Linked DNA regions of Mus musculus: region 2 is linked to region 1. Evidence: chromatin contacts called from ENCODE Hi-C or POLR2A ChIA-PET data. All regions are on one chromosome and are shown on one strand. Each heading gives the region's core, a stretch centred on a gene start or an enhancer-like site at or near the end of the contact. The rest is flanking DNA. Distances are from core to core; before and after follow the strand shown. Region 1 holds the start of Dbnl (drebrin-like). Region 2 holds the start of Urgcp (upregulator of cell proliferation).

Region 1 (5,709 bases), core at 982-3,481:
AGAAACTAAAGCTATGGCTCTGGTCTACAGTGTCACGGTACCAGCTCTGTGTGTGTGACCTTTTTTGGCTACCAAATTGAAGACTACCTCTTTTTGACAGTCTCTTTTTCTGCATGGCTTAATCCATCCATCAAAACATATGACAGCTAGGCACAAGGGTCTACCTGACCATGTTAGGGAAGAGAAAAAGCACACACACACACACAAACACACACACACACACACACACACACACACACACACACACACACACACAGAGTCCATGAGGGTTCCCAGCATGTTTCTTATTTGTATCACAAAGAAATGAAACTAGGAGAGAGGACAAAGTGACTATCACTTTAGTCTCAGGGAACTCCACAGTCTTTTCTGGCCTCTGAAGGCATGCATGTGGCCCATGTACTAGGAATTTAGGAGGACTCTCTGAGAAGACAACCCTAGCATAGAGACATAAAGGACAAGAAGCAATCAAGATGATGTATATGTATGTTCCATGCAGGGGAAGCAGCAAGATCAGAGGTTCTGTTTGATGAGGAACTAGCTTGCAGTTTTGAGGAAGAGAAAGACTTTGGTACAAGGGTGGTCAACAGGTGTGGCCAGAGTAGTAAGCAGGAGGGGCAACAGGAACCAGGGCAGACAGGGTAAGAGTCTGGGCTTTACTAAAGTGCAACAGGAAGACACTGCATTTATGGGCAGGGAAGTTAAGATGGCCCAGATATTCTCTCAGCTAGCGAGTGGGGACCTGCCACAAAAATCTTGCTGAGTGACTACTGAAATGGCTGTGACAGTGAGGGTGGAGGCCAGAGGCTCGTTCAACTGGAGTGGCAGCACCGTCTGCATACAGTACTGTAGGAAGCTGGGCAGTAGCATGGCTGCTGGGGCAGATGAACAGTGTATGGGGAAAGAGCAAGATCTGCACCCTCAGAAGGAACAATGGGTGGATGAGGCAGGACAATGTCAGACCAAGGTGGAGCAGATGATTCTAGTAGGAGGCTCAATGTGTGCTCGGGAGACAGACACAGGTGAGATCGTGGCCAACCTGGTCTACACAGTGAGTTCCAGGCCAGCCAGAGCTACACAGTCTCAAAAGCAAGCAAGCAAGCAAAGCAAGCAAGGTCAGTGAAGAGTTATAAGCATGGGTGAAGGGCACTGCTAGCTAGGTTGTGAGGTATTCCCCAAACAGTGATGGTTCTGAGACGACTAGAGGGCCAAAAGATAAAGAGGAGAGACAACACAGTAGAACAGAAGAGATGATTGGCCAGAGTTCTGCAATAGGGGAAGTCTCCAGGGAAGACTCAACACAGGCAAACTCAGTATAGCGCCCCTCAGTGCTGACCACAGGGTAGTGGTGGCCCCACCAGAACTCCAAAGTCCAGTTTGTGTTCCCCAGAATTTGTCCACCTGCCATACTCATCAGATGTCTGAGAAACTGAAGCACTAAAAACTGGCTAACGGAAGCATGTTAAGTAAACGGAAAGTGAAAGAGAATTACTATAGACTGGTATGCATGTAGCAGAAACCTAAGAGGGCTCAGCAGGGCCACTCCAGAAACTTCAGATCTAGTTCACAGTACTGTAATGGCTCCTGGGGTGGTGAAGGAAGGATGGAGCCTTTTCTCAAACAGGTGACAGGATCCCATTTTCAGTCCCAGAATCAGGGACCCAGACCTGTGACATCCTTGACTGAGCCCTGTGTGAGCTCATGACCTCAACCCACTGCTCACGCCGCTTTCAAGGTCTCTTCCTGAACTCAGGGTTTAGAAGACGTGGTTTCCGCCTTCCAGGGAGTTGGGGAACTGCGCGGGACCCCTTTGTCCAGTGAGGTCCCAGAAACGCAGAGCCTGGCGGAAAGCAGAAAGCACAACCAGGCAGAGATCTTCAGGGCAGAGCCGACCGACCACTAGGTGGCAGGGGAGAGGCCCGGGGGTACTCGCCGGGGGGACGGCGGTGGCGAGGGTGGGGTAGCATCTCGCTAGGCTTCAGGAAGGTGGACAGGTGATCCTGCAATACTACGGCTACGCCGCGACCTCCACCTTCCCGCTCTGGCGCCTCTCCGGCCCCGCCTTGCTGCCTACCAGTCGGTCGGGGATTTCTCGGTGACTACGCGCACGTAGGCCTCCTGCAGCGCCGGCCCGTTCCGGCTCAGGTTCACCGCCATGGCACGCCCCACGGTCCCCGCGATGCAGCAGCTTCAGCTTTCTGCCGGCCTCCAGTGACGGCCGGAAGCCCCGCCCCGGAGGCCGGAAGCCTCGCCTCTGACGTGCAGAAGCCGCGCCCAAGAGGCCGGAAGCGGAAGTGGAGAGAAGGCGAGCTAGGCTGAGGGTAAAGTTGAGGCGGGGTGCTGGTGAATGAAGATCCACGAGAGGCGGGCCTGCCCGTAGGTCCTCGTTCGTCCGCATCTGCAGGGCGTGGGCTCGATTTAGAGCTTCACGCTGGTTCGTCTCTCATTAGTTAATGTATTTTGTTTAAGAGCAAGCTGTATGCGCGCAGGCGCCTCGGAAATTTCATCTGATAGTCGGACATGATGGCTACGCCTTCAACCCCAGCCTAGCCCGGTGTACAGCGCAAGTTCCAGGATGGCGAGGGCTAGGCAGAGAAGCCCTGTTTGGAAAAACCAAAGAAGAAAAGGAAAAAAACATGAATCTGCTGTGTTAGGCGTAGAGGTACAAGCCTGTGATCCTAGCGCGCAACTGGCAGAGGCAGAAGCTTGAGTTCTAGCCCGGCCTGGGCATTGCCTAGATCTTCTAAATAAAGTAAAATGAAATATTTGATGTGATAGTGGGGTAATGAAGAGAACCTGCTTTGTGCTTCACTTCTATTTCCAGACAGTTGCCTGAACGTCCCTATGAGAGACCATACTCTGTTGTCGTAAACTAAAACGAACCCTTACTTCTCTAAACTGCTTTTAGCTAGGGCATTTTATCACAGCAACAGAAATGAAACTAGAACAGTGGGGGTCGAAGTTACATTTAAAATGTTGCAAGAATGGGGCTGGAAGTGTTGTTCGTGTATTTAATCTCAGCACTGGGGAGGCAGAGGCAAGCCTGGTCTACATAGTTGAGTTCCAGCCTATCTCAAAGACAAAAAAAGGGGTGGAGGGGCTGGAGAGATGGCTTGGTGGTTAAGAGCACTGACTGCTCTTCCAGGGGATCCAGGATTGATTCCTAGCACCTATGTGGCAGCTCACAACCCTCTGTAACTCCAGCCCTAGCCCTCATCTAGTCTCTGCTGGGACTAGGTATGGCCATGGTGCACTTAAACAATCACACAATATAAAAATAAGATGGGTGTGGTGGCACATGACTTCAATCCCTGAACCTGGGAAGCAAAGGCAGATAGATCTCTGAGTTTGAGTCCAGCCTGGTCTACATAGTGGATTACTGGCTATAAGTGAGTCCCTCTCTCAAAAAAGTATTAAAAAAGAAACTTCTGGCTGGGCAGTGGTGGCGCACGCCTTTAGTCCCAGCATTTGGGAGGCAGAAGCAGTTGGATTTCTGAGTTTAAGGCCAGCCTGGTCTACAGGGTGAGTTCCAGGGACAGCCAGAACTATACAGAGAAACCCTGTTCCGAAAACAAACAAAAACAAGAAGAAACTTCAGCTCCATCTAGCAAGCCCAAATCTTCCAAGAGAGGTTATTATGTGTGTGGTATATGCACATGGGCCAGGGTAGATGCATACTACTGTGCTGTTGGAGGCCAGAGGACAGTGTCAAGTATCCTGCTCTTTCATTATCCACCCTATTCCTTAGAGGCAGGTCTCTTACTGAGCCTGGAGCTAGGCTGGTAGGCAGCAAACCACAGTGATCCTCCTGTCTCCGCCGCTCCACAGTACTGATGCTATATACAGAGCCAAACCCAGCTCTTGAAGCAGTTGCTGGGTGTTTGAACTCAGGTCTTCAAGCTTGTGCGAAAAGTGCACTTTCCCACTGAGCCATCCCCACAGCCCCAACAGTCATTTATTTGTCACAGATCACTTAAACCAGTGTTCTCCACTTTCCTAATGCTGTGACTCGTTAATAGTTTCTCATGTTGTGTCCACCATCCATTAAAATTATCTCATTGCTACTTCATAACTGCAATGTTGCTACTGTTATGAATGGCACTGTACATATCTGATATATAGGATATCTGATATGCGACTCAAACGTGAAGAACCACCAACTTAACCCCATGCATCTCTCTGATCTCTAGGGTCCACCCAGGGGAAAAAAGGTCACATTACCCCACAGTTATCTTTACAGATCTGCTTGCTGTTCAGTTACTGACCTAGGACTGGGCTTGGAAGTATAATATATACATATGTGGGTGGCACGGACCACCCACACAATGGCTTATTTTCAAAATAAGACTTTTGACTCAAGAATCTTTCCCCTAGGTTGACCAGAGCCCGGGGAACATGATGTAGGTGGCCCTCCCTTCTCAGTGGCAGAGAACCCAAAGGATTTGCCTGAGCACAGACTGTGCAAATGGTCTAGCTGGTATACAAGCTCATTTTAGCTATGCAGTCAATTATAGAAAATTTACACTGGGACACCAGAGGGCCCAATTTTTACTCTTCCTCCTACTTATTCTCCAGTAGCAAGGACTGGCTTGGAGATTGTGTGGAGTTATAAACTACAATGCTTGAAAGATTTAAGTATGGATGCTTATAGCACTAATATACCATATTGGACCAGGCCTTTCCCCTCTGCTGGCCTCTAATGTGAAACTGCCCATTTCCTGGCTAGGTTATTATCTACAAAGTGCTGTGTGCTGCCAAGCTCAAGTATATGACTTCACATAACACATGGTGTTGCAACTTGGGAGGGAGCATGTTGTAACAGCTTTGCAGAACACTTCAGTAGAAAATCTTAAAAAGCAGAAATGTAAAGAGTAACTCTCAATAGGCTGAGAAGCAAGGAACAAAGACTAAGCCCCCAAAGAGACTGTGGTAAGGACATCTTAAATGTGTGCAAATATAGGACATTGCTGAAGTGCTGAGACCAGTACTCTCCCGGGCACTGGCTAACTTCTATTGTGGACAGTCGTATGTGGCTGAGGCTGGCCTTGAACCTCCTTCCTCCACTTCCTCCTGCATACTGAGGTTCTAGGTATGCATAACCATGCCCAGCTGAGTGCTTTTAAAGCAAACCAATCTCCTTTGGCTGATTCTCAAGTGTTAGATCTGCGGACTTCTTTCTCCTTGCTCTCAAACGCCTTATCTAGTCTTTTAGTGGCAGTTTTCTCTTCTCTCCACTTTCTGATTCACCAATCACTATTCCCTGGGAATAAACCAGCATTAAAATCAAATCAGAAGACTAAGTTAAGGTGTTATGGGTATACCTGTTCTCTCTTGGTATGGCCAGCCTGGACTATGTTGTAAGAGCTCATGTAAAAAACAAGACGACGGCGATGACCCTCTGTGGAGACTCTTTGGATCTCCTCCCTTTCTGTAGTCCTTTCTAGAAATTTCTTTCCTAGCCAGAAGACTTAAAACAAGAGGATTCAAGACCTACTCGGGCTACATAAAAATCCTTTCAAAAAAGCAATTCTTTTACACTCACAGATACACTCACTCTTATGTTTTCCTTGGTAATTAATCTCAAAGCTTTGAACTCTTAAGCTGTGTGCTTCACCAGAAAGCCAACAGAAGAAGCCAAGTAGTTAAAGACTAATCACATCTCTAAAGAACCTGGTAAGTAGGGACTAGATAGCTACAGTGTGCTCATATACA
Region 2 (5,709 bases), core at 1,969-4,468, 47 kb after region 1:
AACCATCTGTAACTCTAGTTCCAGGGGACCTAATGCTCTCTCTTAGCCTTTGTGGGCACTGCACTCATGTAGGAACACAGACATATATACAGGCAAAGCACACATGCATAAGAAATAATAAATCTTAAGAATGCAGTAAGAGGGCATGAGAGAGGAGATGGCTCAGCAGTTGAGAGTACTGCACCTGCAGAACACCCAAGCTGTGTTTGAAGCACTGTGTCCAGTAGCTCTCAACCTATGACTCCAGATAAGGGGGATACGATACCTCTGGTTTCCACAGCCACCAGCAATCATGTGTAAATATTCACATACACATACTTCATTAAAAATGAATTTAAAAATCTTTAAGGAAAAATTTAAAACAAAACAAACTCCTGGGAGAGGTTGTGCATTCCTCAGTCCTAGCACTGAAGAAGGCAGAACCAGGCAGATTAAGCAACATTTAAAAATAAAGATTTATAAATTAAGTTGATAATATGAGATGGTTTACTTATTTCTATTTTGCCTTATTTTTTGAGACAGGGTTTCATTGTATAGGCCTGCCTAGCCTAGAACTCACTCTGTAGATTGGCAATGTAGGACGGGGTGTCTCTGAGACCTTCACAGACAGCAGCGACTAGTAAAGGGAGGCGAGGAGGTGAAGTGTTAGTTTGTCAATTTGCTCTATACTTTCTGGCGGGTACGCATGCCGCTATTGCCCCAATGTTCTGGATTCCTGAAAGAAAGACACACACACACACACAGCCTTATATCTTAAATAACCTTAAACAGCTCAATGGCCAAGCCACTCCCTTATTCCACGTGGCTAACACACACACTTCCCTCCCGTATCCCTGAGTTAATACTTACTAAATCTATATTTCATCTTCGCTGCCCAGGACCCTGCTAGGCAGCCCTCCTATGGCTGCTTTCCCCTGAACCTACATGTCAGCTGTTTCACCCTCCTGCGCCTTTCCAGAGTGGTCCGTCTCCTACACTCCGGTCTTGGAGGAATCTCCTCTTCCTCCTTCCCTTCCTGGGAATCCTAAAAGTCCTGTCTCTGTCTTCCTACCCAGTCATCAGCCACCGGAAACTTTATTGACCAGTCAAAAACCAACTGGGGACAGGCTTCCTTTGGTCCAATGTGTGGTGTGGGACACTGCTCCCTGAGGGCTGGGACTGAAGGCCTGCACTACCACAGCCTGGCGGAAGAGGCTTCCTTTTGCACATCAATTTAGGTTTTTGTTTTGTTTTGTTTTGTTTTTTTTTGGGGGGGGGGGTGTTCAAGACAGGGTTTCTCTGTGTAGCCCTGGCTGTCCTGGAACTCACTTTGTAGACCAGGCTGGCCTTGAACTCAGAAATCCACCTGCCTGTGCCTCTGCCTCTGCCTCTGCCTCTGCCTCTGCCTCTGCCTCTGCCTCTGCCTCTGCCTCTGCCTCTGCCTCTGCCTCTGCCTCTGCCTCTGCCTCCCAAGTGCTGAGATTAAAGGCGAGGCCACCACCGCCCTGCTTGTTTTGGTTTTTTAAACTTGCTTTAGTCTGGCCTTCTCTAGTGGCGATCATTACTGCCTTGAATCCAGCCATTTATGATTGCCCAGTCCTCAACCTTTCTCACCCTTTCTTCTGGATTTGTACTTTGTATCGAACTTTCCATTTGTCAGCTTTCCTGGGTAGCTCTCTGATGTCTTCTGAACATCTCAAGTAATTGTTAGCTTTTGTTTTCCTGAAGAGGGCAAGAATGTCCAGAAGCACTGACTGGATTCAAGTACTGAAAGAGAACCTGTACTAAAGGAGTATTCATTTATTTAGCCCTCAGAGAAGAAGAGAATGAGGAGTGGTGGCCCTGGAGAGCTCCTGTCTTATCTGGGCAACTGTAGCTAGTAAGTAGGCAGAGCCCAGTTTCCAGCCTAGGTGTTCTGGTCGATGGGCAAATTGTTCAATTATCTCTTCGGTGCTTTATAATCTCTTTGGTGTTTAATATTCTTTTTTTTTAAGATTTATTTATTTTATTATCTGTAAATACACTGTAGCTGTCTTCAGACACTCCAGGAGAGGGCGTCAGATCTCATTACCGATGGTTGGGCGCCACCATGTGGTTGCTGGGATTTGAACTCAGGACCTCTGGAAGAGCATTCAGTGCTCTCAACCACTGAGCCATCTCTCCAGCCCGGTGTTTAATATTCTTAGTGGTGAAGAGAATACTATCTCAATGTTGGGCCCTGCCCCGCATGGTGGTGCACACTTTTAATCTCAGCACTCTGGAGAAAAAGCAGGCAGGTGGAACTCCATGAATTCAAGGCCATCCTGGTCTACACAGCAAGCTCTTGGCAGGACAGTGTTAAACAGAGAACCTGTCTCAATGAAAATAAAGAAAAAGAACTTGAAGGTAGGAAGGTGGGGAGGAGCTGGGAAGGGAAATTATAGTGACACATAGTTTGTATTTTTTTTCTCATTTTCTCAACAGTTCATTACTACCGTTTGATTTGATTTTACTGGTTATGAGTTCTGAAATGACATGATTGGACTAATGCTTTTATGTCACAGAAAGGAAAATGCACTGTATGAAAAAAATAAATTGAAAAAACAACTTAATGTGATAACACAAAAATGCCACCAGCAGTGGTTTGCACTGCATAGTCCAGAGTTTGTTTCTTTAAATTAGGTATTTTCTCTTAAAAGATATAATTTGTCTTTGAAACTAATTTAGCAGGGGCTGGAACCAAGCCTCAAAATTTTACATGCCTAAATATTCATAGCTTGTAGGTGATTCTGGGAAACCCCACTGCACAAGTTCTAAACTTTTTATTTCTATGTAATACAAGATAAGGCTTAATATACACACTTAAAAAAAAAGTGGGAAACCAGCTCAGAGGCCAACATTACTCCACCCCGCTGCGAACTAGTAGCAGGAGAGATGTTGTTTTCCTTTAGAACAGCAACACTGTACACCCCAGAGGTAGAGGAAAGTGCGTTTCTTACAGAAATTAACATCAGAATGCGGGGACTAGAGGGTGGTGTCCAGCAGTCTGGCAGCTGTCAGTGGCCCCAGGGCAGGTCTGGCTCCGCAGGTGAGTTCCAGCCTCCGGGCAGCGGGCCGGCCTGGCCGGTGGCTGCCGTAGGTAGTGCTCTGGGCCCAGGGCGTCCTCTCCCTCGCCCCAGGCGCCCGCCTGCCCTCCACTGAGCTCAGCCCACGGCGCCCGACGCCCTAACGGAGCGGGCGGGGGCGGCCTACAGGCCCCTCCCCGGCGCCCGGCGGCAGCCGCGCAAGCAGCGGAGGAGGCGGGAGCGCCCAGGCCGCTGCGCTCATGGCGTCGCCGGGGTGAGTGAGGCGCTCCGGGTGTGCGGGGGGCGCCTGTTGGGCGAGGGGCGGGCGGAACTGTGCGTGTCCACCACCCGGCGCCCCCTTGGCCTCGGCCGGACCCCGGCTGACTCTGTCCCGCCAGGTGCCTGTCCACGACCCGCGGCCTCCCCCGCCGACCTTGGGCGGTCGTAGCCGGGCCAGGGTCTCCCGGCAGGGCCGCGGGCAGGACCAGCCAGGACAGCGGCCGGTCAGGGCCGGAGAAACGGGTTCTGGAGAGGGGCAGCAAGGAAGCTGCGGGAGGGGACTCGGGGTCCTAGGGCTCGGCTGAGGCCGCAGAGCGGCTTAGCAGGCCTGACGTGTGTTTCTGGCGTTTAGACTTGCTTGCGTTGGAAGTTGATGCTTGGGTTCACAGTCATTAGGGGACATCCCCAGGCTGTCCCACGTCAGGGCAAGTGGGGCTCAGCTGGACTGGACCCTTGTCCAGAGTGAAAAAGCGGATTCGGGATCTAAGACTGCCTGTGTTGGGGTGGGGGTGGGGGTGCTTCTGTGGGATGGCTACACTTGTTCTGGTATTACCTCTTTCCTAGTGCTCGTTCTCTCTCCCAAATAGTGTTCTTAGGAAATTATATAGTGACACATAGTTTGTATTTTTTTCTCATTTTCTCAACAGTTCATTACTACCGTTTGATTTGATTTTACTGGTTATGAGATCTGAAATGACATGATTGGACTAATGCTTTTATGTCACAGAAAGGAAAATGGGTCTCAAGGTCATCGCTATAGGTGGTAAACATCTTTTTGACTGTACGCCATCATTCAGAGGGTCTCAGACCCAGTAGTACTGGTAGCAGCCCACGCTGTGTATCATTGCAGTTAGAAGACTTACAGGTGCAGGAGGACTTCTGGGGGAAGCATGTAGAAGTTAGCTCTCCCACAAAGGCAGACTTCACTATGCTAGGGAGTGATTTGGCTCGGTACAGTGGTCTGAATGAAGGTGAATGAAGCAATCTGAACTTGATCCAGGCCTGCAGGCGCCAGTCAGATCATGGGCAATTTCCACCTGCCTAATGCCTTTCTAGGCTCGAGGGCAAGCAGGCACTTCTGAGACCAGGCCTTTTTCAATGCCAGCTGGGTATCCAGTACTTTGAGCTCATAAGGAGAATAAACTGTGATCCATCCTGGGCAGGCCAGGCTTTGGACCCAGAGGGCCAAGGTCCCTCTACATTCTTGCCCAGCCTCATAGGAAAGTGTAAGGCAGTGTTTGAGCCTGTGGCAGCTGCCATTAGGCTTGTAAGACAGCTTAGTACATTTTGTGTCTAAACACACTGCTTTGTAGACAGGGGTTGGAGGAGGATCTCCTAGGATTAATAATTCTGTGTGCCTGGACCCACAGAATTATGGTATTGTCTGATAACAGAATAGTGTAATGCCTGAACCATGGTCTGTATATATAGGTGGTATTAATATTTGCGATTCTAGTTGTGAGTGATCCAATTAATTTGTAATATTAATAGTAATCTGTAATTTCCTAAGGGGTGTCTATTAACAAAACTGAGGTCACAAAACTTTTAGTATACTCCATTTAAGGAGAAATCTATGCTTACTTTGATATGCATACACTACTATATTAGGTGTTTTAGAGAGCAAATATAGATCAATACATGGCAGAAATGGAAGGAGCTGTTCTGGGGAGGGGTGTCTCTACATTTGATTTTTTTTTTTTTTTTTTTTTTTTTTTTTTTTTTTGCTAAGTAGCAGTGTCAGTGATCTATGATAGAACTAGAGAGGAAAGAAAAAAAAAACTCTTAACTTGTTTTGAGTACCTTACAGATGTGCTAGGCATAGTGTCAAAGAAAGAAAAGATGTGTTTGAGAGATGACCCATAATCCACTGTGTCTTGAGCTAAATAAATAGAAGAGAAGGCAGGGACCGTGGACTCTTTGCCTACCACTAAAGGGCATCTCCAGTCGGCCTCACCACAGCTGTCTCTGGGGGAATCTGGTAAGCATTGTAGAGGAGAGGACGCGACACAGTCCATCTGTCCATCTGGCCCCTTCTGAGCAGGTCCCACCCTTTACAGGTGGCCTAACCAGAAGCACTTTAGTTCAGTCCTCAGCACCACATAAACTAGGCTGTAATTCTAGCACTCTGGAGTAGAGGCCAGGTGATCAGATGGTCAGCACCATCCTCTGTTAGAAGACGTCAGCTTGGAATGCATGAGAACCTGTCTTAAAATAAAAATGAACTCTGGAATGTTACTGTCGGTTCTAACAGCACTTACGATTGCCCGCTGCCCAGAGGAAAGGCAGGGAGATGCCTGCCAGCCTTGCTCTCACTCCCACCTACAGAGATCTTCCTGTTTAGCCTTCTCTTTGATAGTTTGGGTTTCCTCTGTCAGCCATCTCTGCTCATCTCAATACAGATTCTGCA

The links. Hi-C counts contacts between places; a loop is a spot of excess contacts on that map. ChIA-PET counts read pairs that join two places held with the same protein, here RNA polymerase II (POLR2A).
Region 2: a loop to region 1 is called in a map of left cerebral cortex, with 4 times the contacts of the local background. The contact joins the promoter of Urgcp here to the promoter of Dbnl in region 1. A Hi-C loop is called at or near these places in 4 of 37 maps with a recorded cell type or tissue (gastrocnemius, heart and left cerebral cortex). POLR2A ChIA-PET finds 5 or more read pairs at or near these places in 4 of 5 experiments (Patski and embryonic stem cell).

Annotation. Positions count from the first base shown.
Region 1 is chr11:5,785,005-5,790,713 of GRCm38, reverse strand. Dbnl (drebrin-like) reads right to left here and starts at 2,231. Exons shown (of 13, transcript NM_001146309.1): 1 at 2,072-2,231. The coding sequence starts at 2,154.
Region 2 is chr11:5,738,685-5,744,393 of GRCm38, reverse strand. Urgcp (upregulator of cell proliferation) reads left to right here and starts at 3,218. Exons shown (of 6, transcript NM_178623.3): 1 at 3,218-3,297. The coding sequence starts at 3,284.